2 separate regions of the Homo sapiens genome follow, and region 1 is linked to region 2. A link is a contact called in ENCODE Hi-C or POLR2A ChIA-PET data. All regions are on one chromosome and are shown on one strand. Each heading gives the region's core, a stretch centred on a gene start or an enhancer-like site at or near the end of the contact. The rest is flanking DNA. Distances are from core to core; before and after follow the strand shown. Region 1 overlaps SLC25A30 (solute carrier family 25 member 30). Region 2 has its middle 25 kb from the start of SNORA31B.

Region 1 (2,700 bases), core at 134-2,633, 82 kb before region 2:
TGGGAGATTTTGCTCCTTGTCAACTGAAGAAATTTCATGTATGGAGACCTGGACTGTTCAACCCCAGGTATAAACGGTGCAGGAAATGGATCCTAGGAATATCACACTGCTTTATCATTTCCTATTTTGGCAGGATCTTCCACTTATAATAAGTGATTTTAAGCTTTGAAGACTTGACATTTGTGAGAAATTGTTACAAAGTAATAATCTCTAAATTCGTGGTGGTGTTATGTGTTGGCTTTGAAGGTTGCAAGGTCTGTATTGGTGGGGGGTGTTTTCAAGCAGCTTAGGTTCTGTCTTAGGTCATGTTAGTAATTAGCTTTATGATTTTTAGCAAAGCATATGTATTTCTCAATGAGTAAAATGGGGATAATAACGTCTATTGATGTAGAGGGTCAAATGAAGAACAAATAGTAGCTGCTGCTACTTGACTGGAAAGGTAAATGTGTTTACATCATGCTGTGGAACAGCTCTAAACAGTCTATGTAGAAGAGGGGCATGTTCTCATGGGCTTCTCATGGTAATTGTGAATGAAGCCCTTTGTTAAGGTCTTGTTGAAGAAAGAACACTGTATAAGTTCAGGCTTTAGTACATTTTCCTTAGCAAAATGTTGGTAGTGAATCAAAGAGTTGATTTTTCCAGGTTTCCAGTTTTTACTTTAGTTTATGTTGTGCCTGTCTTGGACTTTCTGTTTAGTTTGGATGGAAAATACCTGCTTGAAATTTTAAAAATGATTTCTTTAGTGCATCTATTTAGCTAGTTTCTGATAGGTGGTATGTAATATTTTCCCTTTTTCTTTCCTTCTGTAGACACAATAAGTCATTCTCCCTCTTCTTTTTTTCTTTTTCTATTTTCTTATTCTTTACTCTAACCTGCTTCAGAGAAAGAGCCCTCTTCCTTCTTGTCTTCATCTTAGTCTTTTCAAAATAAAAGATGACTGTGAGAACCCCAAGAACTTCCACTTCTGGGAGGCAGCCACAGGACAGGGAACATATTTATTTGGGTCTCTTCAGTTCCCCCTTTGAGAACAACATTAAATACATGTTAGCTGGGGCTCCAGGGCATTCTCCTTCCACAGTAGTGCGGCCAAATTCCCAGTCTGGCCAGTCTCTTTGTTGAGACTGAATAGAAGGACTGCAGGTTTTTTTGGAGGATGAGATAATTTTTCCTCGCAGGCATTTTTCCCTTGCCTTCCTTATGCATGAATGGTCCCTTTGAATATTATTTCCAAAAGTGAGAGCTAAGACAAAGTCATCAAAAAGAGAGGATAACAGAAGGTGGGGGCGGGGGCGGGGTGCAGTGGGGTAGGGTTACCTGTTAATTGCTGAGACTCAGATGAAAGTCCAGCTCTCCCTGGGCAACCCTAGAGGGCAGCAGAGGACCCCAGAGCTCATTCAGGCCTTGCTGCTTGTTCTAAACTACACCTTAGGATTTTTTCTTCTTTCCAAAACATTCCATTGATTTTATAAAGACTTTCTATAGAGAGGCTTTCACTTTTGAGTTCTTTGAGTTTAAAGATTGCTTTTCTTGAAATGCTCTTTTTTTAATGTAGAAAAATTTTACTTTTTCAAATATGCATACAATTTTTAAAACAGTAGAAGCAAATTCATTTTAATGACCATGTAAAGAGCGAATGTCAGACAGTATTATTACCAGTTTATTCAAATTACATACATGTTCCTACCAAGGTGGAAAGAAATTCAAACCTCATGGTAAAACTTAAGCACGATTTAAGATAAAAGCATAGTATTTCTTCAGTGTAGACTTATTAAGTGCCTTATTGAACAGGATCTTAACCTGCTTTTTCTGTTTTTTTGAAAGAGTTAATGCAATTGTTGAAGCTTCTAACCAAGAAACAACTTAAGGAATTGGGAGACTTGGTCCCCTCGTTGTCAGGGTTCTGGCTATAAGTACCTCCCCACCTTTGGGTTTTCTTAAATATGCCAAAAGGAATTCTAGTTTTTATAACCAATGGGTTTTTTTGTTTGTGTGCTTATGGATTTGTGTAATCATTGATGCTTAATGTTGTGGATTCATAATATAAAAAGTGGCTCCTGTCCTTTATATTTATTCATGTGCTAGAAATAGTATGCATTATATAAAGAGTATGAAGTTTTCATAAGCCTTTATATTTCAAGCTCTTTATTTAAACATTGTTGGAATATGTGGCATAAGCCTTGTTTCATTTATTTAATAAACTGGAGTAATATATAATAATAAAAATGATTTCTGGTTATTTCAGATAAATAGAAACATTCAAACAAAGGCAAACTACATGGAGTCTAGAAGGCTGGAGTAGAAATAGTGTTGCAGCTGCAGACATTTCTCTCTGCATGGAGAAGTTGCTGGGATAATCTTACTCATTGCCTGGCACCTGTGTGATCCCCCTACCCTCCCCCCCCCCAACCCCCCTCCCCATGTATGAAATACTTGGCAGCTCAGTCGAGGCCAGTGAACTTGATTTGAGGGCTGGCTTGGCATTCGAAATACCAGTGAGAGGATGTCAGTGACGTGAACTGTCAGACCCCCTCAGCCCTTCATACAGTGTTGGGTGTTGCTAGAGGCAGATGCAGGGATCCTTGGTCAACTGTGGACCAGGCAGGGACACCTGGTTGGCAGAAAACAACCAGCTAACTCAATGCGAAGTGGGTTCATTAATCTTTTTACTTGAAAGTATTCTCTAGGTGCCTGTTAGCATGT
Region 2 (2,748 bases), core at 123-2,622:
TGGCCAACATGGTGAAACCCCCATCTCTACTAAATAAATAAATAAATAAATAAATAAATAAATAAGGCCGGGTGCGGTGGCTCACGCCTGTAATCCCAGCACTTTGGGAGGCTGAGGCCAGCAGATCACGAGGTCAAGAGATCGAGAACATCCTGGCCAACATGGTGAAACCCCTTCTCTACTAAAATACAGAAATTAGCCGGGCGTGGTGTAGCGGTAGTCCCAGCTACTCGGGAGGCTGAGGCAGGAGAATTGCTTGAGCCTAGGAGGCGGAAGTTGCAGTGAGCCGAATCCCGCCACTGCACTCCAGCCTAGGCGACCGAGAGAAACTCCATCTCAAAAAATAACATAACATAACATAACATAACATAACATAACATAACATAACATAACATAAAAAATAAAATAAAATATAAGCAGGGCACGGTGGCACCCGCCTGTAATCGCAGCTACTCAGGAGACTCAGGCAGAGAATCGCTTGAAACTGGAAGGCGGAGGCTGCAGTGAGCCAAGATCATGCCACTGCACTCCAGCCTGGGAGAAAGAATGAGACTCTGTCTCAAAAATGAAAAAGAAGGCCGGGCGCCATGGCTCACGCCTGTAATCCCAGCACTTTGGGAGGCCGTGTATATTCAGTAGAGACAGGGTTTCACCATGTTGGCCAGGATGGTCTCGATCTCTTGACCTCGTGATCTGCCGGTCTCGGCCTCCCAAAGTGCTGGGATTACAGGCGCGAGCCACCGCACCCGGCCTCTTTTTTTTTTTTTTTTTTTTTAGTAGAGACGGGGGTTTCACCATGTTGGCCAGGCTGGTCTTGAACTCCTGACCTCAAGTGATCTGCCGCCACAGCCTCCCAAAGCGTTGGGATTACAGGCGTCAGCCACCCCACCAGGCCTGCAGGCGATGTTCTTCAGCCTCCCCAACCTTCTAAACAGGGTAAAAGGACCCTGGCGACTATCCCATTGCTGCTTGCCGCTAGGAGCCACACATTTCAAGACTTTTGGCTGGAAAGATAACCGTTTTTACGGTGATACTTCTAAGGTGTTTGTCTGTGTGCTTTTTGGTGTAGTGTCAAATCTTCTGGTAAACATGCGATGAACACATATAGACTTTTGGAGGGGACTTATGGCTTGGCCCCCTCTGCGGATCACCCTAGAGAAAATGCAAACATTACCGTTTAGAGCCGCACCCGCAGAGCTAGAAGAGTTTTCTGTGTGAGGACCGGGCGGCGCTGGAAAGTGCTGCGGCCAGAGACCCCCTGGCCTTTGTCTCTCTGGCGGGCGCGGCTGCCCTGCCCGCCCAGGACTCGCCCCTGCGCCCTCCCTGCGAGGCTGCGGAGAGCAGAGGAGGCCCGGCTCTGGCAGCAGGAACTCAAAGACAGCGAGCGCTCCCCGGACGCTGAGGTCCCTCCGCGCCAAGCCTGGCCTCGCCTGCAGGGCTCGGACGCCGGGGCGGGCTCGTGGCTCCTGCTGCGGGGTCCCGAGGACCGCAGCTCGCTCCGCGCGGATGCTGCTCGGCAGACGCCTCCTTTCTACCTTCCCCTCCACCGCCATTCAGACCAGAATGTACTCGAACATACCCAAATTAAAAAAAAAAAAAAGTAACTCATCGGCATTATCCATTTCCTCCTCCTCCTCCTCCTCCTCAACCCTGTTTTCCGGGGACCATGACAAGAGGCGGCATTTCGTGATGACAGTGTGGGCCACTGCAGTCGTTGCTATTTTATAAGCCAAACGGCTGCTCGCTTTGCCCAGGGAACATAAAAATGACCACCTCCGCCCCTCAAAAAAAAAAAAAAAAAAAAAAAAAAAAAAAAAGAGACGCTTTGTGGTTTGCAGTCCGAGCAGGTGAGAGGCCCTGCCTCTGGCCTCTTCCCGCGCGCTCACAGCCGGGAGGTGTCGCCGGGAGGGGGCGCCCGGGCGCCAGAGGATCTGAGATGCACTGAAGCGCCAACCTGTCTCTATTGGGAGCGGTTCAGGGAAGGAGAAAAAGAACAGGAGGAAGCAACCATAAAGAGCATGTTTGGGGAACGGTCACGTTTCCTTCAGAGCCAGGAGAATGAGGCTGACATTTGTACAGGTGTAGTCTGGCGAAGAGCCCCAACGTGGCACGTTGCTTAGCGACGGAAGCCAAAGCGTTAATAAAAACCGTTAGGGTGAACACTTACAATAAAAGACAGGTGGTACAAAGTCAATGGATGCTGCCGCATCTTATTATTGAAATTCCTGCTGGCTAAGTGGAAAGAGAGGCAGTCTTGCTTCCAAATTTTCCTTTGCAGAAAGATACCAAGCATTCCGTTGGGGATGGAAGTGGGGCTGTTGGTACATTAAGTCTGATGCGGTTATTATTGTGTAGGCATTCTGACATGGCCAGAGTGGTTAGCATGTGTTTACTATGAACGTATTCTTTCAGCAGTTAAGTACGTAATGTGCAAAACACAGGTGCATCATCACAGATTGTCTTCATTTAAAGTTCTTCATGTATGCATCTGCAGCCACCCTTTTGTATCTTCTTGTGAATACTTTGCCCTGTGACTGCCCTCTCCTACCCAAAAGACAGACAAAGGCAGGGAAGATGATGAAATAGTGGGTGCTAGGTGGGGAGGGTAAACAACTGATAGTTCCTACCCGAAATCTTGCCTCAGGGGCTTCTGAAACCAGCAAACATGAAAACAGGAGTTGAGTCAAGCATTGGTATTCTAGCTCTCAAGTGAAATTTAACAAATTTTGCAGCCACTTCTCTAAGGCT

Evidence for each region. Hi-C counts contacts between places; a loop is a spot of excess contacts on that map. ChIA-PET counts read pairs that join two places held with the same protein, here RNA polymerase II (POLR2A). Pooled maps may share reads with other maps.
Region 1: a map of mammary epithelial cell shows a loop between it and region 2 (21-fold over the local background). The contact joins two enhancer-like sites. A Hi-C loop is called at or near these places in 6 of 168 maps with a recorded cell type or tissue (HepG2, MCF 10A, PC-9 and 3 more), 1 of 37 single-sample maps with no recorded cell type and 10 of 50 pooled maps. POLR2A ChIA-PET finds 5 or more read pairs at or near these places in 8 of 52 experiments (AG04450, OCI-LY7, WTC11 and 3 more).

The regions. Positions count from the first base shown.
Region 1 is chr13:45,392,839-45,395,538 of GRCh38, reverse strand. It overlaps SLC25A30 (solute carrier family 25 member 30), which reads left to right. Exons shown (of 10, transcript NM_001010875.4): 10 at 1-2,223. Among named protein-coding and RNA genes, the nearest start is that of SLC25A30-AS1, 24 kb to the left of the region's middle. Within about 2 kb of position 1,383, at least 4 of the 41 ENCODE cell types and tissues checked have a DNase peak (open chromatin) inside an H3K27ac peak, as active enhancers do.
Region 2 is chr13:45,310,395-45,313,142 of GRCh38, reverse strand. No RefSeq gene overlaps it. Among named protein-coding and RNA genes, the nearest start is that of SNORA31B, 25 kb to the left of the region's middle. RefSeq lists a silencer at 1,303-1,362. Within about 2 kb of position 1,372, at least 4 of the 41 ENCODE cell types and tissues checked have a DNase peak (open chromatin) inside an H3K27ac peak, as active enhancers do.